Linked DNA regions of Homo sapiens: region 2 is linked to region 1. A link is a loop called in an ENCODE intact Hi-C map of the cell type or tissue named here. Cell type or tissue: testis. All regions are shown on one strand. Links, peaks and the distances in the headings refer to the core of each region. The heading gives the core; the rest is flanking DNA. Region 1 overlaps ATP8A1 (ATPase phospholipid transporting 8A1). Region 2 overlaps LOC105374428 (a long non-coding RNA gene).

What was found. Hi-C counts contacts between places; a loop is a spot of excess contacts. Peaks named below come from ENCODE experiments on the same cell type or tissue, not always from the same donor. Only the 100,000 strongest peaks of a DNase experiment are listed, where the experiment ranks them.
Region 2: a loop joins it to region 1, with 2.4 times the contacts of the local background. A loop is called at or near these places in 78 of 110 quality-filtered maps.

What each region holds. Positions count from the first base shown.
Region 1 is chr4:42,515,821-42,526,837 of GRCh38, reverse strand. It overlaps ATP8A1 (ATPase phospholipid transporting 8A1), which reads left to right. Exons shown (of 37, transcript NM_006095.2): 21 at 1,991-2,075; 22 at 4,539-4,678. Among named protein-coding and RNA genes, the nearest start is that of SHISA3, 120 kb to the right of the region's middle. In testis, for the core only: a CTCF peak has its summit at 6,793 (motif pointing right); a DNase peak (open chromatin) is centred at 6,817.
Region 2 is chr4:42,364,870-42,375,886 of GRCh38, reverse strand. All of the region lies in intron 1 of LOC105374428 (a long non-coding RNA gene), which reads left to right. Among named protein-coding and RNA genes, the nearest start is that of SHISA3, 27 kb to the left of the region's middle. In testis, for the core only: a CTCF peak has its summit at 4,244 (motif pointing left); DNase peaks (open chromatin) are centred at 4,248 and 5,716; H3K4me3 peaks cover 1,091 bases.

The DNA.
Region 1 (11,017 bases), core at 4,110-9,109:
CCCCAAAACCAATGAAAGAACTCCATCTTAATATTCTGTTCCTCTAGAGCCACTCTTGGTACCAAAATCTGTATTAGTCAGGGTTCTCTAGAGGGACAGAATTAATAGAATAAATACATATATATAAAGGGGAGTTTCTTAAGCATTAACTCACACAATCACAAGGTCCCACAATAGGCCATGGGACCTGCAGGCTGAGGAGCAAGGAGAGCCAGTCTGAGTTCCAAAACTGAAGAACTTGGAGTCCGATGTTCAAGGACAGGAAGCATCCAGCACGGGAGAGGCTAGGCCAGTCTTGCCATTTCACATTTTTCTACCTGCTTTATATTCGCAGGCAGCTGACTAGATTGTGCCCACCCAGATTAAGGGTGGGTCTGCCTTCCCCAGCCCACTGACTCAAATGTTAATCTCCTTTGGTAACACCCTCACAGACACACCCAGGATCAATACTTTGTATCCTTCAATCCAATCAAGTTGACACTCAGTATTAACCTTCACAATGTTTATTCATTTTTCATGTGTAGGCATGGCTAGCCGACCCATTTTCATTTTAAAAACATACTATACATGTAATGCAGAAGGCCACATCTTTCTTCTGCTTTTTCTCAACACTATAAAGAAGGTAGAAAATTAATTTTTCTCATTCTAAACGTCAGTGTCTTCCGCTAGAATGTTTGGATACAGTACCGAATTTAATCCTTTTAGCTATATTACTTATCACTTTTGTTTTCATGATTTTAATGTTTTCAAATATTTTCTTAGTTTTAGAATGGAATGTATTAATATCATTGAAAATATTATTTTCAAATTTAATTCTTCTTAAAAGAAGAATTTACAAATGATTCTTCTCATTCTCAGGAAGGAGCCATGAGGGGAAACTATCATTTCCTTTCGCTTTGCCCCCCACTTCCCATTCCATCACTGAAAAATGAAAAGAAATTCAGAATTGCGGCTTGGAATACTCCATCTGTTCTGAGGTCACTAAGTTGTGTTTCTCTCAAGGGTTCTAAATCATACTCCATTAGTCTGCTTCCAAATATCAGCCCTGAGACTGGAGACCCCAAAATGGGTAATACCACTGAGAAAGTAATTGCAGATAAGTGATTTATTTTTTCCTGGTCTAATAAAACCGTGAAGGTTGAACACTAAAATTCTTAAAGCACTAAACCAAAGCTGCATAATAACTAAATGAATAGTAGGCAGTTTATAAAAGAGCAAGAACTAGAGAAGCATAAGTGATGCATGAAGTTAAAGCTGAAAAGGACTTTAAACATAATCTGGTAACAAAATTTTACAGATTAAGTAAACTGAGTCTTAAAGCTAAAGTGACACAATCAGAAATATTCAGCTATTTAAGGCATTTCGAGAGTTGTTCGAGGTTCTCCCACAATACCCACTGGCCCTCTCAGTGGATTTAGTCCTGTATTAAAGTTTGTTCTTCTGTGAGCACTGGTCCCATAAACATGCTCTAAACCCTAAAAAGTTCTGTGATTCAACGAGTTTGGGGCACATAGCATGTAGCCCCTTCGAGATCCACTGTGCACACTGGCATTTTAAAGTCCCCGAGGATTATTCCAGCAAGACAAGCTCTGTTGCTTTGCTCAGTCCAGTGTTTGCCAAACTTACTTGAGTTCTGGACCGTTCTTCCTTGCAGCACCTATGAATACCTATGAAGGTGTTCTGGAAAACCTTCTGGGTTAGGGTAGATCTTGCAGCATGTGGAAGGTAAGTGAGGTAGAATATGAGATATGAACATGGGAATAACTACAGTTTTATTCAGAAAGAGGAAAGATGAAGATGCAAGACTAGAGACTTATTAATGTCACTAGCAAAATAGTATTATTAGACAAAAATATCTTGTTCTTTAAAACGAATGCCAAAAGAGATTGGTGGTTGTTACACTGATTTCCTACTGCTATTGTTACCAACATCAACTTTATTAAACCCAGAATGCTTAATTAAATCATTTTACCCTCTGTTTGTTTTCCAGGACACTGTAATTTATGATCGACTGGCAGAGACGTCAAAATACAAAGAAATTACCCTAAAACATTTAGAGCAGTTTGCTACAGAAGGTAAGTGTAATTTGGCAATAAAGCATGATTAAAATACAAAGAAATCATATACTTCTGATACCTTGCAGGATCCTTATTATTATTAGACTTAGAGATTCCTAAAGTAAGATATCAGCTGTTGGCAATTTAGATTTTACTATATGCTGTTCCCAGCCTGTGTTTTTATTTTACTTTCCTAAAACTATATTTATTAAAATTTTGAGCAACTTTGTCCCCACGTTTTAGATGGTAGGGCCTATAAATGTTTTACTTTTAGAGTGGATCATATTTACCATTTAGATACTTCACTTTGTATCTCGAGCAATTCATTAGGAAAAGAAGCAAGACTCAAAAAAAAAAAACAGATATTCTAATCTGAATAAGAAAGAAGAAATAAACCTAAACTGTTAAAATAGCTATTAAATTTAGTTTCAACTCAGGACTTTCTATTAAAAACTTACGTAACTATTAAAATTGTTATTCAATTTATTACAACTCAAGACTTTTTTAGAGAGCCCCTACCACACGCCAGGCTCTGTGTGAGGCCTGAGAATCCAAAATAGGATAAACAAGCTTTGCTCTGTCTCTCTGTCCTCCTGAAATATATTATGTGCAAGGCAAAGCAGTACATAGTCTAGAGAGAGGATCTAGGTTAGATGAAAGGCAGCGAGGGTTGTTAAACATGAGAGTCAGTTACTACAAGAATTTGTAGTCTTATCTCGTACTTAACAATGGTAGTTATAGCTGAATCTAAATCTCCAGTCTCAGTTTTCACTCCTATCTGTTTCAGCTGGAACTGTTGCCAGTGGCACCAAACTGACCTAATCAAATACTTTTTCCCGTTAATTCAGGCAGAGAAAAGATAGGAATGTTTTTTAAAACACTAGGCAAAAACAAAAGCCAAAACAAAAAAAAAGATGGCTTTTGAAAAACCTCTGTGCAGTTCTTCAAAATGTAAAAGCATGGAAACATATATATTCATAGGATTCAGATTCCATAAAGCCCAGCCTCAGTCCTTGGCAGGTGCAACCTACCCAGCATACAACACAGGTTCTTTTTGTTTTGGAGGAGAGCTGAGGGCATCTTTCTCCTCTCTAGATGTGATGTTAAAGATACTCAACTCATAGATTTTAATGGTTTGGCCCCCACCTCTACCCTATTCTTTCTGTCCCTGGGCTGGATGACACTTCTCCCCATGACTACCCTCCAGTAAGTTTTCCAGCCAAGTTTCCAAGAGAGAAAAACATGTCCTAAGATGGCCTCAGGGATTTAAGTTCCACTCTCAGTGATCTGGCAATACACCACCCTTTCTTGGAAGGTAGAGTTCTCTGGGAACTTTGTATGTTCCTTGCTTCTTACTTCTGATGTGTTCCCTTAAACACATTTTGTCTTGAGATCACTAAGCCTAGCATCTGGTCCTAGTCATTCTAAGAGTTAAATGACCTGGAGTGAGGGCGTTGTCTTCTTGTGAACCTAGATATCTAACTGCTTCCTTGGGTAGCTGACAAGTGTTTTGGCCTCTCCTTTCTTCCAATGCATCTACTCTTTTCTGGCTGAGAGAGATGTGAGTTACGAAATTGGCAGGCACCAGACACAGGGTGGGTCACTTTACATATCAGCTTTGATTGTTTTCCCGGGGTATATCTGCTGGCAGTTCTTTTTTGCCACTATCCCTCAACTATACTTAGACTTTTAAACTACAGATTTATGATGACAAAGAATAGTAATAAATGCAGTCATATATCCTAGTAAGAGGAAGGTGGCTTTCCCAGTAGACCCCACCAGGGTCTCTCTTCCTTTGTAAACATCTGTGAGGCCTCTATAATAAGTCAGCCACTATGCTTGGTACTGAAGAACTCTGGGTCCCTGCTTTCCAAGTGCTTTAATAGAGGAGACACACAAGAAAAACTGTAAAACATTGTCACTCACGCTGTAGGAGTGTTACTGCCTTTGGTATCTAGGTGAGAGGAGGGTGCATCAAAGAGCTGATTTTCAGAGCTGAGTCTTAAACTGCTTGCAAGGCAGACAGTGGGCAGTCGTTGGGAAAAGCAGAATGGAGAAAAAGTTACCAGCATGTGCAAAGACCCCCCTATGTGGGAAGTGAATGGCAGGGAATGAGAGTGAAGGCACCTGATGAAACATGTATAAGCCGTGCTTTGGGGCTTAAATTTTGTCCTGGGGAAAAATTGGAAGATTCGAAGCAAAGAACTGCTTGATAAGATTCAGATTTTAGAAACGCCACACTATGCATGGAAGATGGATTAAAAGGGTTGGGAATTAGAAGCAGGGTACCAATTTTAAAGACCAGGGGAACATTAATCTACATTTTATACTAAGTTTTTGTCATAATTTAATTGGACTTCATCATATTGTTTGTATGGAATCACTTTTTTCAAAATGGGACTTTGTGAAATAAAAACAGAAACCTCAGACTTCTGAAGAAAATCTTTGGTGTGTTGGGGTGATGTATGCTATCTTTTTCAGGGTTAAGAACTTTATGTTTTGCTGTGGCTGAGATTTCAGAGAGCGACTTTCAGGAGTGGCGAGCAGTCTATCAGCGAGCATCTACATCTGTGCAGAACAGGCTACTCAAACTCGAAGAGAGTTATGAGTTGATTGAAAAGGTACGTGGATGATTCTGTTGATCATACAGAGGGTTTGGTTTCCAGATAGTTTTGATCTTTATTCAAGGAACCAATGGAATAAAAATCAAAATATCTTGACATACCATTCACTATTGAATACCCTCTCATCATCTAAGCATTAACAAGTATTAATATGCATTAAAATATTGCTGAGAAGCCTTTGGGGTTAGACATTACTTTGTATAGATCTTCACTCTTTTCACAATTTTGGATCAAGGTTTGGCCAGTCTGGCAATCTCCTTGCCAATGTATTTCAGTTTCTGGATCTCTGAGGATATGGAACATGCCCCTACACACACGCACACATTACATACATGACATGTGTGCTTTGAGTTAATAACTATAATATGCAATGCAATATAAAATAGTACTGTAATCACACAGCTTGCATAGCTGATAATATATATGAGAGTAATCCAGTGCTTACACTTGTCCAGTCATTGTGACAAACATATACCTGTATTATTTCTGTCGCAGCTGTAAATGTTCTCATTTTACAGATAAAGAAACCATTGTGACAAACATATACCTGTATTATTTCTGTCACAGCTGTAAATGTCCTCATTTTACAGATAAAGAAACCAAGGCTATTAAGCCAGAAAGTGATGGATACATTATGATCGATGCTGTATAAATAGCAAGAATCTTGCTTCCTTAATTAAGAAAACATTTTTGTGTAGCTCTTGCCGTGTGCCAGGTGCTGTTCATAGCACTTTCATCTATTAATCTAGTCCTCACAACATCCCTTTGAGGTGCTAATTATTCCTGTCTTATAGATGAAGAATCCAAGGTAACAGAGAGGGTAAGTAATTTGGCTGAGAGTACACAGCTTCTAATAGGGGGAGCCAGAATCCTCACTCTTCCTCCAGTATTCATGCTCTAAATCATTCAAGTGACTTCATTCTAACCTCTAGCTTGCCATTAGATAACTCTTCAATAGCACTCATGTTTGTATTGCATAGAATCAAACTAGCCTGTCCGCTGCGGTTTACTTGATCTTTTCTCCAGGTAAGTAAAGGCTGATACTTTGTTCTTCTTTCCTCTCTATCGAACTGTGTACTTCGTCGTGCCTCTGTCTTGAAAGGTGGCTGGTGCCACCAGTACCTCCCTGGACTATTTCCCCCCTCTGCTCCTCACGTCCCCTCCCTTTATGTAATGTGGGGATGCCATGTTCTAGCTGCAGATGGTTTTCTTTATTGCACAAGGTTACCATATGCAACTCGAGATATTGGTGTCCTGTCTCCTCAACAGATTATCACTTTTTATGGAAGGTGATTGTTTCTCATATAGCCTTTGTATTTTGTAAGGGGAAGATACCTAAATATAAATATAAGCTCACATATATCATACCTGTATATATAGAGATAGATATGTAGATATATCTAGATATCTCCTCCTTATATTTGAACTTTTTATTCTGCTTACTTATGAAAAGACATGGGATAGCATGTATGGTGTCTTCCAGCATGATACTCCCACCCTAAATGTTATAGGTATACACACACCAGGAGACTTGTTATCAGTTGACTTATTTCAATGTCTCTCTTGCCTATCTTCCCCACTTCTTCCCTCCCCACTCCCTCCACCTTCTCGCTCTCCATTTCCTAACATATTTATATATGATTATGTCTTTGGGGCATTTATGTAGTAAAATAAAATAATCTGAGGCCATAATCACAATCTCTTTTAATCTGCCCAACTAAAGTCACATATCTTAAAGCATTAGTGCTATTGATTTTTAATCTTTGCTTCTGTTACTCTTTTAAGAATTAAAAAAAAAAAATCCAGTTTGGAAATGATGTTTTTCCTGTCTCTGAATATAAGGCAGCCTTGCCTTGCCTTATAATCCTCATGAGACAGAATTAATATGTAATGTCAGAATAAAAAAATCTATTTGAAAATGGATTCTAAACATATTAAATTGTTTCCACTTGAAGTACAACTTCAGTTCTAGAGTAGAATGTTTAATGTACCTAATATCCTTACTCTCTGGATGCCCTAGAGTTTTTTATAGATTAGATTTTCTAGGTTTAACAGTTTTGTTTCTTGTTCTTTTAATAACTGATTAAAAGCCTTGCAACCTCCAGCTTTTAACTGAACTAGATGTTCAACGTTTTCCCAGCAGATGGCGATCATGAGCTACATTAAAATTTAAGTTGACTGAGGCACTCCATTAAAAGTGGGGAGAGTGTGTGTATACACATATACACATGCATCTATATATGTGTCTATATGCATCCATGTAAACTACATATAGTTTACAGATGACAGAAACCTCCCTTATGACTGTTTTTTACCTAAAATAAATGAAAACGGGAATTTATAACTAATTTGTCTTCACTTCATAGTAAGCCATGCTCTCTGTTGTTGAAAATCTAAGATCCGGAAAGATTAAGAGATTGGGTCATTTACTCAGCCAGCCTGCTCCAAATGAAGACTGATTCTGTGTCCATCTCTACTCCTGAAACTGGAGCTTCATTTGGTGATCTATTTAAATAACTTTCATCAAGCAGTTCATGTTTACATGCTCATGCACAAGCAAATGAGACTGTGGCCCTCTGGGTACCACGGTCTGAGCAAATTCCCTAAATGAAGAAATCTTAAGGAACCCAAAAAGGTGGCCCACAAATTTGACCTGAAGGAAGCTTTTGGAGAGGTGGTAATTTTTGAAATGGGCCTCCAAGGATTATTTTACCAGTTGGAGGAGAGCAGACATCATTGTAGGGAAAAAGAATAGACAAAATAGAACAGATGTGATGGCTCACACCTGTAATCCCAGTATTTTGGGAGACCAAGGTGGGAGGATCATTGAGCCCAGGAGTTTGAGACCAGCCTGGGGGAACATAGGGGGAGACTCCATCTCTGTAAATAATTTTTAAAAATTAGCTGGATGTGGTAGCATGCACCTGTGGTCCCAGCTACTCAGGAGGCCTAAGGCAGGGAGAATTGCCTGAGCCCAGGAGACTGAGGCTGCTGTGAGCTGTGAAAGTACCACTGCACTCCAGCCTGGGTGACAGAGTGAGACCCTGTCTCAAGGTAAAAATAAATAAATATATAAATAACACAGGGATCTTTGTGACCAAGCTGTTTTTCTGAAGTGTTTCCATTAACTGTGATCATAGGAGGACTGTAGGATTTTTAATATAGAGAGCCAGGGTTATATCACTTCTTTCTTGATCTCAGATTCTATTCTTTGTTAAAATCAGCTGGGATTAGGGTTCAGAAGTTGTGATTTACTGCCATTAAAACCACTCTAGTGAGGCAAGTTTCAGCGTGTCAGACCACAGATTCTTCCAGAATGTTACCCTGGCTTTAAATTGAGCAAATACAGTCCTAGGGTTCATCCATTGTCTTCTTCCTTACCTGCTTTAACTGAGACATGCTGTTTATGCAATCTATTTTTTATGTGATTGGAATCTATTTTTACGTAGACCATAATATTGGACTTAGCATGTCATTATTGGACTTAGCATGTCAGACAGTGAATCTTTAAACTGTGAGGGTCGTTTTCACATCTTTTATTTTTTAAGAACAGAATTTTCCAAGCAAACATTGCCTGAATCATAATATATATAATTGACGAAAGCAGGACTGCTTTGGCTGGAGTAAGAGTAGAGAGGAGATCCAAACTGGCTTTCCCCTCAGCCTCCACCTTGCCCTCGTGGGTGCTCCAGGCAGGGCTTGTTGTGACTCTGAGGATCCACTAAGCACAGTTTGAAAACCATGTATTACATTTGTATGTGGACTTTTAGAAAACAAATTCCTCAAAAGATCAGTACATCATTGTGCCCGTATGCAAGATGTTTCTGAACATATTTGAATTGATATGTCATTGCCACATTAATGGTAGTATTATATTCACAACATTCAAAATGTAAAAGATTTGTAAAGTTTTTCCTAAAATAATAATTTAGTACAAAATAAGAGGAAATGTTATAATAGGATTAAGGTTATACTTTTAAATGCTGCTCTCTGCCTCTTGTTCCTCCAATGTTTGTTCAAACTGGTAATTCAGTTTTTAAAACTAAGTTGAATCCTTATTCCTTTGGGTAGTGTAACTCCTAGCATAAGCTGAAAAAAATATCCAAATAGACCAAAAATATACAACAAGGCATTTATCCTTTGGTTGTGATGCTTAGTTACTCAGGTATGTTACTACCCAGCACACTGAGCACTAGAATGTGCTGCCTTCACTCTTGGGGAACACTATGGGAAGGAGGATATGGAAAGTGAAAAAGCCCACCGGCTATTGTTATCCCTATTGACAGTCATCTCGAGATGAGAGGATTTAGGACTTTTAAATCTATCTATAAAATATAATTATCAGCTCTGTTCCAAAACTGTACTGTTTGAGCTCCAATACTTGCATTCATATGGTAAGCTTTTCAGGACATTTCTAAAAATTTTAACACTGAGAGTTGTTTCACGAATCAGTTGCCGACACATCTATTTTGTTTATTTTTTCTTTTGCTGTTACTAAATAAATCAAGAGGTGACATTGATTAGTAGGAAGGCCTAACTTGTTCAGGAATAAGAAAGCTCACATGGTTAGAATGCAGATGGGATTATCATATGGGATATTTCAGTTGTCTTGACTCACTTTGCGAAGAATTGCAGGTTCACATTGGGCATTGTGGACAGTAACACCTCTTAGTCTCTTTTTGTCACCACTTGAGAGAATTTACAGTGGTCTCATTCTTTAGACAACAAACTTGACCTGTTTTATCTCACCCTCGTTCTTTTGAAAGGTAGTCAACATATTAGGACTCATAATTTTAGATTGGGAAACCACTTATAGTGTCAGCCTATATTTTTTAAATCAGAATTTGTTTTTTTTTTTTTTTTTTGAGACGGAGTCTCACTCTGTTGCCAGGCTAAAGTGCAGTGTCGGCTCAGTGCAACCTCCGCCTCCTGGGTTCAAGCGATTCTCCTCCCTCAGCCTCCTGAATAGCTGGGACTACAGGCGCCCGCCACCACACCCAGCCAAATTTTTGTATTTTTAGTAGAGACGGGGTTTCACCATGTTGGCCAGGATGGTCTCGATCTCCTGACCTCGTGATCCACCCCCCCTTGGCCTCCCAAAGTGCTGGGATTACAGGCCTGAGCCACCGTGCCTGGCCTAAATCAGGTTTTTAAATTAAAATTTTGTATTTCCTCAAGAAGAATTGTAAATAACAGAATAATTATGAAGTTCCTTGTTTCATTGGCAGGGGTTTCTCTGAAATTTCTCACCTTTGATCTGTCACTTTAATATATCAGGAGCCAGGGTGATATCACTTCTTTTTGGTCTGAGCTTCTATTCTTTGTTAAAATTTGTTTACTTTTATTCTAACTTATTTCTAAGACACATAAATTATGTTTTGTCTCATATTCATACTATGCTACTAGATTCCTTTGAAAATTAATAGTATAGAAGTCTCTGGTCTTTCTTCCTTATTTTATAATTAAACCATTGTTTGAAATATGAAGGCGTGCCTTCGTGGAATACATAATTTTTTGAAAATGTTTAATATTTATTTGCTTCAATAGAAAAATACAATTATGTCTTTAGTACTGCATAGATTACCTACTAATAATTTCTGTGTTTCTGAAAGTAAATCATTTATCTTGAGAATTACAGAAAACAGCGTAAGCTATAATACCTGCCTAGATTCATCACTGATTAAAGCAGTATTTCCCTGGTGATAAGATTTTTATTTTTCTCTTATTATGATGCGTGGATTGGGAAACTTTTTTTTTTAATGGAAACTTATCCAATGCTTTTATCTGTTCAAGTTTTTCTAAAATAGGTTATGGGTTAGAGGATCATTTCTGAGCTTAAGAGTAAACTCAGAACACTGTAACTCTGCTGTCAAGCCTTTTTTGATCAGATAGCAATGTTGTGTTTTATGTGCATTTTGTAGTTTGTGATTGATGTATGTCATCCACTAGATTGAAGTTTCACGAAAGCAGGGACTGTGTTTATCATATTTATCACTGTGTCTCCAGCGCTTGACTGACTAGCCTATGTTAACCACTCAATAAATATTTGATGAATAAATGAATTATTCATTTAAATAATTAATTCAGAAGTTGGAGCTTAATAAGTACTTGCTTAATGAAAGCCTGCCCCCTATTAACAAATCTAGTTCATGCTTTCCATGCATTGAAGGCACTGGTATCAAATGTGCTATCACTAAGGATTAATTTAGGGGTATGTTAGAAAAGAAGCCAATAATTTTACAGAAGGCATTCTTTAGAAGTTTAGATTCGTTCATTTATAAAACCTGTCTTCAAAGTTACTTGATATATAAATGTGAGAAAATCATGGGTTGGAAA
Region 2 (11,017 bases), core at 2,748-7,747, 150 kb after region 1:
ATAATAAAATGTTAAGATACATCCCTATTTGGCGATGCTATCTTAAACAAAGAAATTGTAACACAATTCAGGATAGTGGTAATTACTATGTGTAGTAAGAGAATAATGACTCTCCAAAGATGTCCATGTCCAAATCCCCAGAACTTGTGACTATGTTACCTTACATGGCAAACGGACATTGCATATGTGATTAAGTTAAGGATCTTGAGATGGGAGGATTATCCTGGATTACATGGGTGAACCCATTGTAATCTAAGAGGGAGGCAGGATGGTCAGAGTCAGAGAGGATAGATGATCATGCAAGTGTTACTGAAATGCTGGGGGTTCAGTCTAGGTCCTGCTGCTCACCACACAAAAAGCCAATCACTGAGACAATGAATATTGCCAGGGAAAAAGGTTTTAATTGGGTGCTGCAGCCAAGGAGACAGGAGATCAGTGTGAAGTCCATCTCCTGATAGGTCCAAATCCAAATCCATCCCAAAGAGATGGGAAATGAGAGCCTGAAATCTATCTTCCTGACCGACTAAAATTAGGGGTTTATATAGCAGGGAAGAAATGTAAGCATGTATGGAAAACAGGAATTAGGGAGAGGTAAGGAAGAAGTTGTCAACAGGCAGCAGGTGGTTGGTCAGGCAACCATCACAGGTGGGGGGTCTGGCGTTTCATTGTCCAGATGCAGTGATTTGGTCAATTTCAGCTCCCTGATATTATCTGGGAGGCCTGATGCTTGGTTTCCTGAGAAAGCAACGCAGGTGAGAAAAATGTAACTTTCGCAAGTTTTAAGACTGGGAGGGTCAATTTCTATGTTTATTCAAAAGAAACCATAAACATCAGTTCTATGGGAAAACTGGGCTTGTTTCAGAAGCAAAGGTCAGAGATAGAGAAAGAGCGATTTGAAGATGTGATGCTGGCTTTGAAGATGGCGGAAGGGGCAATGAGCCAAGGAATGCTTCAGCCTGGAAAGCTAGAAAAGGCAAGGAAATGGCTTCTCCCCCACATATAAACTCCAGAGCCCCCAGAAGGAATGCAGCCCTGCTGACCCACTTTACACTTCTGCTCTCCAGTACTGCAAGATAATAAATTTCTGCAGTTTTAAGCCATTAAATTTGTGGGAATTTGTTACAGAGGCAATAGGAAACTAATATGCTATGAGAAGGAGTCAAAAGGTTGAGGGAGTGAAGCTCTACACAGATGCAATCATATTGGTTAATGTGTTCATTCCAAAGTTGAGGGAAGTCTTCATGAGTATCTGTTTTATAATTATGCATCTTAACTTACCTAAGTTATGGTCTTTTTTAAAGTAAAAATATGATACTGGAAACCTTTCAAATACAGTGCGTACACAAGAAAGGTCAATTCAAAAAAGCAGTAGGTGCGGGAAGTGAATGATGAGGTGTTTTTCCCTCATGTATACTGCATTTGAAATACTAATGGAACACTTAGGAAGAGAGGTTCAGGTGCTAGAGAGAGGAGGTGGTAGCTCAGGAAAGAAGGCTAGAATCTTCATAGCAACTTAGTCAATGGGTGAATTAGAGTAGACTGGTGACCAATCCCTGGGTGGGCCCCCAATAAAAGAAAGATAGGCAAAGCCCACAAAGGCAATTGAGGAGTGTACTCAGGTAGAAGAGAACATGGAGAGAATATCTAAGCCATCATTTAAATGTTTAGTCATTTATGGGCATACATTTGAAAGTTCAGAGTGGTGTTAGTCTCAAGAAATTCACTGATAACCCTACTGGCAAAGTATGTGCTATATCACACATACTGAGAGATGAAGCCAGCTGGGCTTCTGGGTCAGGTGGGGACTTGGAGAACTTTTCTGTTTAGCTAAAGGATTGTAAACACACCAATCAGGGCTCTGTGTCTAGCTAAAGGTTTGTAGATGCACCAATCAGCACTCTGTAAAAATGGACCAATCAGCACTCTGTAAAATGGGCCAATCAGCAGGATGTGGGTGGGGCCAGATAAGGGAATAAAAGCTGGCCACCCCAGTCAGCAGCCAGTGACCCACTCGGGTCGCCTTCCACGCTGTGGAAGGTATTTGTTCTTTTGCTTTTCATAATAAATCTTGCTGCTGCTCACTCTTTGGGTCCACACTACCTTTACGAGTTTTAACACTCACAGGGAGGGTCTGTCATTCCTGAAGTCAGCAAGACCACGAACCCACTGGAAGGAAGAAACTCTGGACACATCTGAACATCTGAAGGAACAAACTCCAGACACACCATCTTTTTTTTTTTTTTTTTTTTGAGAGGGAGTCTTGCTTTGTCACCCAGGCTGGAGTGCAGTGGCATGATCTCTACTCACCGCAAGCTCCGCCTCCCAGGTTCACGCAATTCTCCTGCCTCAGCCTCCCGAGTAGCTGGGACTACAGGCGCCCGCCACCACGCCTGGCTAATTTTTGTATTTTTAGTAGAGACGGGGTTTGTGTTAGCCAGGATGGTCTCGATCTCCTGACCTCATGATCTGCCCGCCTCGGCCTCCCAAAGTGCTGGGATTACAGGTGTGAGCCACCTTGCCCGGCCCAGACACACCCATCTTTAAGAGCTGTAACACACTGTGAAGGTATGCAGCCTCATTCCTGAAGTCAGCAAGACCACAAACCCACTAGAGGAAGAAACTCCCGACACATCTGAAGAAACAAACTCCTGACACACCATCTTTAAGAACCGTAGCATTCACCGCGAGGGTCTGCGGCTTCATTCTTGAAGTCAGCGAGACCAAGAACTCACCAGAAGGAACCAATCCCGGACACAATACCAGTACCTAAGTAGACCTTACTAACCCTCCATGGGGGCCCAGACTGGCCCTGCTTGAGTTTTCCTGAAACCTCAGTCACCAGGCTCACAAAGGAAGAGAGAGCAAGGAGGGACCAGGAACTCTGGGTATCTCCTGTCTTGCTCCATTGTGGCAGGGCCAGCCAATTCAAAAGCACCTACTTTCTTAGCTTTGGCCAGTTGCATTTATCTGCAGATTGTATCTGCATCTGAGATAGAGACTTCATGATGAGACTAAATAGATTAGATAGATACATAGGTACATAGATAACATAGATAGGGCCACGCGTGGTGGCTCACGCCTGTAATCCCAGCACTTTGGGAGGCTGAGGCGGGTGGATCACGAGGTCAGGAAATAGAGACCATCTTGGCTAACACGGTGAAACCCCTTCTTTACTAAAAAATACAAAAAATTAGCCAGGCATGGTGGTGCGTGCCGGTTGTCCCAGCTACTCAGGAGGCTGAGGCAGGAGAACTGCTTGAACCCAACAGGTGGAAGTTGCAGTGAGCTGAGATCGCGCCATTGCACTCCAGACTGGGCGATAGAGTGAGACTCCATCTCAAAAAACAAAAAAAAAAAAGATGATAGATAGATAGATAGATGATAGATAGATAGATAGATAGATAGATAGATAGATAGATAGATAGATTAGATAGATAAAGTGGCAGCAGGCACTCTTCTCAAATGGTTAAGTAAATGATTAATACTGTAAGGTTGCTCATGCCACGGCTGTTGCCCTGTCTATCCTGTGTGTGACTCTCCATGCTATAGGAGCTGCCAAGCTGTGGCCTTTTCACCACACTGTTGTCTTAAAACACATCCATCCACTTCTCAGACCTGCAGGTTAAATAAAGGGCATAGAAAATTATGAAAGTCATAATTACTTCTACAGAAAAGGTAATGAGGGTCACAGTGGGAGCTCTATTTACATGTGGCCCTCCAGGGAATATTTTACACATGGTATGTGAAGACCATATTGGTTTGTCTAGCACACTGAGTGTTTAGGTTGGTCCTTGTCACCTCCAGTCTACACTGGAACTGCAAAATGCAACATTTGCTCTCTAAAGCATCATGCCCGTGCTCTGATGTATGCAAAACATCCTTGTTTTTACTGCCATTGAAGGAGTTTAATCTCTCAGGGAGAATGGATTGTGCAACTCGACTTCTTAGTATTCACAAATATTTTAATAATAATAACCTGTGGGTATTTTCTTTATCTGATCTACAAATCAATCTCATTTTCTTTTCAAGCTCTGACCTAAGGAAAGGGCCTTAGATAATTTAGCTATTTATAAGAAAAAAAAAACATATGAACATGCTTTAATAATTCAGCTATAAAATTTAAAGTAGTAAAATATATTCTTGAGGATTCCATTTCTACCCCTAACCAGCACTTGAAATTGGAACTGAATGTCATATTAACATTGTTTCTATATAAGCTCTTATGGGAAACAGCATGGTGCCATCTGTTGGTGAATTCTTGGGTACTGCTAGGCTCTTTGGTATTTCAGATGCTGAGATTGTCTTCATTCATTCAATTATATTAAGCACTTTTTATGTGCCATGAGCTACACTAAGTACTGTTAAGATTAATAAGATATGATGATTCATCAAAATGTAATACAAGAAGTCTGGCATTTATGTTCTATTCCAAAGTTCAGGAATTTCACACACTTGCCCTGCAACACAGATAATGTCACAGTTCTATGTTTTAGGGAACTGTGTGCAATCCATTGTGGTAGTAATGTTAGTAACCCTAAAAACAGATTTTTGTAATCCTAGACCACTTTGTTCACAATGATTTTGTGGGCCAAACCAAATACGGGTACTCCTTTAAAATTCTTAGCATTTCTTATTTCTGATAAAATAAAATAGAAGATGCCTGTGAGCTAATAGATATTTGCAAGATGATTTACTTAGGTCAAAATCTTAATAGAGAATAAAAAGTAGCTACTTTAAAATATATGTTTCCCTTAAACAAACAATATTTCCCTTGAACCCCTATTCCTTGGCACCTCCATTATTCTGCTCCTCTGGAGGGCCAAATTTCTATAACTGATGCTCTAATCCCTACCTAAATTCCCTTTTTAGTCAACTCTGATGAGTTTTTCATGCCATTCCTATTCCCACCCCGCCCTCCCACATACATACACACTGAAACCAACAAGGACACCAACAACTTCCACATTGCTAAATCCAACGGTCAGTTTCCAGTCCACATTGTACATCACCTTACAGCAGTCTCTGAACTGCTGGCTCCCTCTTTTTTCACTTGGTTTCCAGAACACAACATCCTCCCCGGTGTTTTCCCTCTGAGGCTGCTTCCTTTAGAGTCCTTTTTACACCTAGGTCCCCCTCTTCACAAGTGCTACATCATGGAATGCCCCATCCGTTGAATCCTCAAAAAGTTTCTTTTTTTACTATACTCACTTTTTGTCTAAAGCCAGGCGCTACCCAGTAGAAATGCAACGTGAGCCACATATGTAATTTTTAGTTTTCTACTAGCCACATTTAAAAAAAAAAGAACAAGTGAGATTAATTTAATTAGTGTATTATTATTATTTGAGATATGGTTTTGCTCCCATTGCTCAGGTTTTACTCCCATAGCTCAGGGTGGAGTGCAATGGCATTGTATCCGGAATTTGTGGGTTCTTGGTCTCGCTGACTTCAAGAATGAAGCCTCGGACCTTCACGGTGAGTGTTACAGCTCTTAAAGGCGACGCATCTGGAGTTATTTGTTCCTTCCAGTGGGTTCGTGGTCTCGCTAGCCGCAGGAGTGAAGCTGCAGACTTTCTTGGTGAGTGTTACAACTCCTAAACGCAGCGCAGACCCAAAAAGTGAGCAGCAGCAAGACTTAGTGCAAAGACCAAAAGAACAAAGCTTCCACAGTGGGGAACGGCAACCCAGCAGGTTGCCACTACTGGCTCAGGTGGCCTGCTTTTATTCCCTTATCTGGCCCCACCCACATCCTACTGATTGGTCCATTTTACAGAGAGCTAATTGGTCCATTTTGACAGAGTGCTGATTGGTGCATTTACAATCCTTTAGCTAGACACAAAAGTTCTCCCAAGTCCCCTACCAGATTAGCTATACACAGAGCGCTGATTGGTGCATTTACAAACCTTTAGCTAGACACAGAGTGCTGACTGGTGCATTTACAATCCTTTAGCTAGACACAGAGAGCTTATTGGTGCATTTACAAACCTTTAGCTAGACAGAAAAGTTCTCCAAGTGCCCACCCATCCCAGAAGCCCAGCCAGCTTCACCTCTCAATGGCACTCGCAGCCGGGACTTTGCGGCACCTAACCCCAACTTTGCGGCAGCCCAGAGAGAGCTCGTCCCCTGATCAAGCCCAGCAGGCGCCAGCCGGCTGGGACGAGTGCGGGGCCCGCCAATCCCGGGCCCACCCGGAATCGGGCAGGCCGCGAGTTTCCCGCGCAGCCCCGGCTCCAACTGGCATCTCTCCCTCCATACCTCCCCGCAAGCAGAGGGAGCCGGCTCTGGCCGGCTCCTCCAGCACGGCCAGAGCGGAGACGAGGCCGAGGAAGCGCCAAGAGTGAGCCAGGGCTGCTAGCACGTTGTCAGCTCTCAGCATGGTCTTGACTGACTGCAACCTCTGCTTCCCAGGCTCAAGCAATCCTCCTGCCTCAGCTTCCCTAATAGCTGGGACTACAGGCACGTGCCACCATGCACAGGTAATTTTTGTGTTTTCTGTACAGACAGGGTTTTGCCATGTTGCCCAGGCTGGTTTCAAACTCCTGAACTCAAGTGATCCACCCAACTTGGCCTCTCAAAGTGCTGGGATTATAGGCGTGAGCCATCGCGTCTGGCCTAATTTTAATAATATATTTATTAACCAAGGTTATCAAAAGTACTATCTTTTCAACATTTTAATCAATATTAAAAACTATTAATGAGATATTTTACTGTGTTAGTTTGTTTTTTGAGAAGGAGTCTCGCCCTGTCGCCCAGGCTGGAGTGCAGTGTCGCGATCTCGGCTCACTGTAACTTCCGCCTCTAGGGTTCAAGCAATTCTCCTGCCTCAGCCTCCCAAGTAGCTAGGATTATAGGCGAATGCCACCACGCCTGGCAAATTTTTTGTATATTTAGAGACGGGGGTCACCATGTTGGCCAGGCTGGTCTCGAACTCCTGACCTAGTGATCCGCCCGCCTTGGCCTCCCAAAGTGCTGGGATTACAGGTGTGAGTCACCGTGCCCGGCTGATATTTTACATTTTTTATGCCAAGTCTTTGTAAGCTAGGATATATTTTACATTTACAGTACATCTCAATTCAGATGGTACATTTTCATAGGAAATGTAGCTACTGGTAGCTACTGTGTTGGACGGCGCAGCTCCAAATGACTGTTTATTTCCATGGATTTAAATAACATATATATGCTGGTAAACCCCAATTAGACTTTCAGCATGGAGCTCTCCCCTGACTCATTTATTCAATGAGACATCTTACTTAGATATCTAATAAGGCAAATTTAATATTTTCTTTTGTTTTGACATTTTACTGCCTCCTGTGCCTACCCTTGAAGGGGGAAAAGCAGAAGTCTTCTTTGCTTTCTTTCTCTCCCACCCCACAACCAATCCATCAACTCCACTTTCAAAATTACATTCTAAATCTGACCATTTTTCACCCCTTACATTGCCGCCTGGTCAAGCCCCCATCATCTTTCTGCAGCAGCTCCTAACCAGCCTCCCAGCCTGTCTTGCTCCCGTCCTAGGGTCTGTCTTCCACATGGCTCCATAATGGGTGTTGACAATGAAAATTCAAGAATATATCTCTTGCTGATTCAAAATCCTTGTCACTGAGAGCCCAGTGCAGTGGCTTACGCCTGTAATCCCAGTTACTCGGGAGGCTGAGGTGGGAGGATCGCTTCAGCCTAGGAGTTAGAGACCAGCTGGGCAACATAATGAGACATCTCGCACCCCCGACGATCCTCCAAGACTCCTCACCCTCTTCTCAAGGAAAAAAAAAAAAATCCATCACTGTCTTCCTGTCCTGCCTTGAATAACACATTCAGGCCCCGCGTGACCTGGCCCCTGTCTTGTGTCCAGCATCATCACCTCTGATCACTCTACACCTTACCTGTTCCTTATTAGTTGCACTGGCTTTCTTTTTCTTTTTTCTTTTTTTTTTTTTTTTTTTTTTTTTTGAGACAGAGTCTCGCTCTATCCCAGGCTGGAGTGCAGTGGCGTGATCTTGGCTCACTGCAACCTCCGCCTCCTGGGTTCAAGCGATTCTCCTGCCTCAGCCTCTGGAGTAACTGGGACTACAGGCACACGCCACGACGCCCAGCTAATTTTTGTATTTTTAGTAGAGATGGGGTTTCGCCATGTTGGCCAGGATGGTCTCTATCTCTTGACCTCATGATCCTCCCACCTCGGCCTCCCAAAGTGTTGGAATTACAGGCGTGAGCCACCACACCTGGCCCACACTGGCTTTCTTGATGACACCAAGCTCTCACTATCCCCACAGCTTCCCTCTTCTGTCCCCACCCCAATCCACTCAGTCTTCTTGCCGCTGCTTTTTCTTCCTAGCAGCGATCACTGCCTGAGAGTCTAGCCTATGTATGTTTGATTTTGTCTGGCTTCCCCTTCAGGATGTAAACTCCATGAGGGCAGAACTTGGCAAGTTTCTTTAGTTCATCTGTTTACAAAATGTGGTGTCTCCAGCACACAGAACCATGCCTGGCACATGGACTCTCTAAGTAATTATTGAACAAATAATTATTCATGAGTGATATTTAAATAATATATATAATAATGACATGAATAACATTTTTTAATGAGTATTTTGAATCATTTTGTCAGCATTTAAATAACACTTGGTCTGATCATTCCTCTGGTTTGGAGAATGTCACTCTTCATATCAGTTAACAGCTGATGAGAAAGGGAAGCAGGAACGCCCATTCCTTCCCCTAGATGCCAGAGGCAGCCAAGGGACACTGCCTGCCTCCAGCTTCTAGTCAGAGCTAGACAAAGTGCCAGGCAGCTACACAATGCCTGGGGTGCCAGTCTTTAAAGGGTGCTCACATATCAGCAAAGAAAAGTCAGAAATCAGGTGCTAAATAACTCAGGTCTGCAAACAGGACTTCAGATCTAACTAGCAATATGTAATGTATCCTCTTCCCTCAGAAACAGATAGTGCTCTAGAGTAGAAATAACAGGACATTCTTTGCTGATCTCATCTAACACAGCTAAATCAATGCAGGAGAAGCACCTAAAGAGTAGGTGCTTTCCTTAGAAGGGGCACCAAATGATTACCCGTCACCCATGCAACACAGGTTGACCCCACTCCTAGACCCCTCAGAAATGGAGACTCCCACTACCACCATACCCACTTCTCCTTTTTGGCCTTTTAAGAGTCAGCATGACTTTGGGAGGCCGAGGCGGGCAGATCACAAGGTCGGGAGATCGAGACCATCCTGGCAGACATGGTATACCATGTCTCTACTAAAAACAATGAAAAAAATTAGCTGGGTATGGTGGCACTTGCCTGTAGTCCCAGCTACTTGGGAGGCTGAGGCAGAAGAATTGCTTGAACCCAGGAGGCGGAGGTTGCAGTGAGCTGAGATCGCACCACTGTACTCCAGCCTGGGTGACAGAGCCAGACTCCATCTCAAAAAAAAAAAAAAAAAAGAGTCAACATGGTAGAAGGGCTAAGAATACAGACTTCAGGAGTGATGCTACCCTAACTGAAATCCCAGCTTTGCCACTTATTAGCTGTGTGGACTTGGGCAAGTTACTTGGTCTCTCTGTGCCTCAGTTTCATTCTAAGAGTACCTACCTAATATGCTTTCTGTGAGGATTAAATGAATTAATGTATGTCAAACGCTTTCATGGCACATTAAAATGCTACATCAGTGTTGCTTACATTATGGTTGATATCTTCACTTTTAGCAGAGAACAGGATGGGGAAGGGCATCCATTTAGATAGGAAGTGTTTAAAGATAACTTTCATCTCATCACTATACATTATATGTATCACATCATCACTACGTACCACATAAATATGTACACTTATGTGTTGATTTAAAATTTTAATTTAAAAACCTTAATTAAAAGAAAGATAACTTTCATCAGCTTCCAACTTTTAATTTTCATTCAAGTTATTTTTCCAGCACCTACTCTCAATGATTCTTACACATTTATTTTAAAAAAGGAAATAAGGCCGGGCACAGTGTCTCATGCCTGTAATCTCAGCACTTTGGGAGGCTGAGGCAGGTGGATCACCTGTGGTCAGGAGTTCAAGACCAGCCTGGCTAACATGGTGAAACTCTGTCTCTACTAAAAATACAAAAAAAATTAGCCAGGCATGGTGTGTGCACCTGTAATCCCAGCTACTTGGGAGGCTGAGGAGTGAGAATCACTTGAACCTGGGAGGTGGAGGTTGCAGTGAACGAAGATTGCACCACTGCACTCCAGCCTGGGCAAGACTCTGTCTCAAAAAGGAATGATAATAATAAGGAGAATAAAAGCATAATATAATCTTGTGCCAAAATTGTGGTGCCAAACCCAGGAGATGAAAAAGATACACTGTATTTACAGGGGTCAGAGTGGTGTGACTCACGGTGTTTTTATCAGTGACCCATGTGAAATACTAAATTTCATTTAAAAATCAACTCATAGAAGAATATTTCATAATATGAAGGAATATCAATAGTGTATTATTTAGAATAACAAGGAAATGATGAAACGGAATGTATGGTGAGATCCAATTTGAATTTTAAAATGTATAGAGATGCATGAAAGTCCAGCACAGTGGCTCACGCCTGTAATCCCAGCACTTTGGGAGGCCGAGGTGGGTGGATTGCTTGAACCCAGAAATTCGAGACCAGGCTGGGCAACATGGCGAAACCGTCTCTACAAAAAATACAAAATTAACTGGCCGTGGTGGTACACACCTTTAGTCCTAGCCACTTGGGAGGCCAAGGCAAGCAGATTGCTTGAGTCCGGAAAGTCAAAGCTGTAGTGAGCCAAGATCCTGCCATTGCACTCCAGCCTGGGTGACAGAGCGAGATCCTGTCTCAAAAAAAGAAAAAAAGAAAAAAAAAAAAGAAAGAAAGAAAAAGAAAGGAGAAGAGGAGAGGGAGGGGAGAAGAGGGAAGTGGAGGGGAGGGGAGGGAGGAAGGAAGGAAGGAAGGGGAAAAAGAGAGAGAGAGAGGGAGGGAAAGAGAAAGAGGAAGGAAGGAAGGAAAAAAGAAAAAGAAAGAAAGAGAAAGAGGA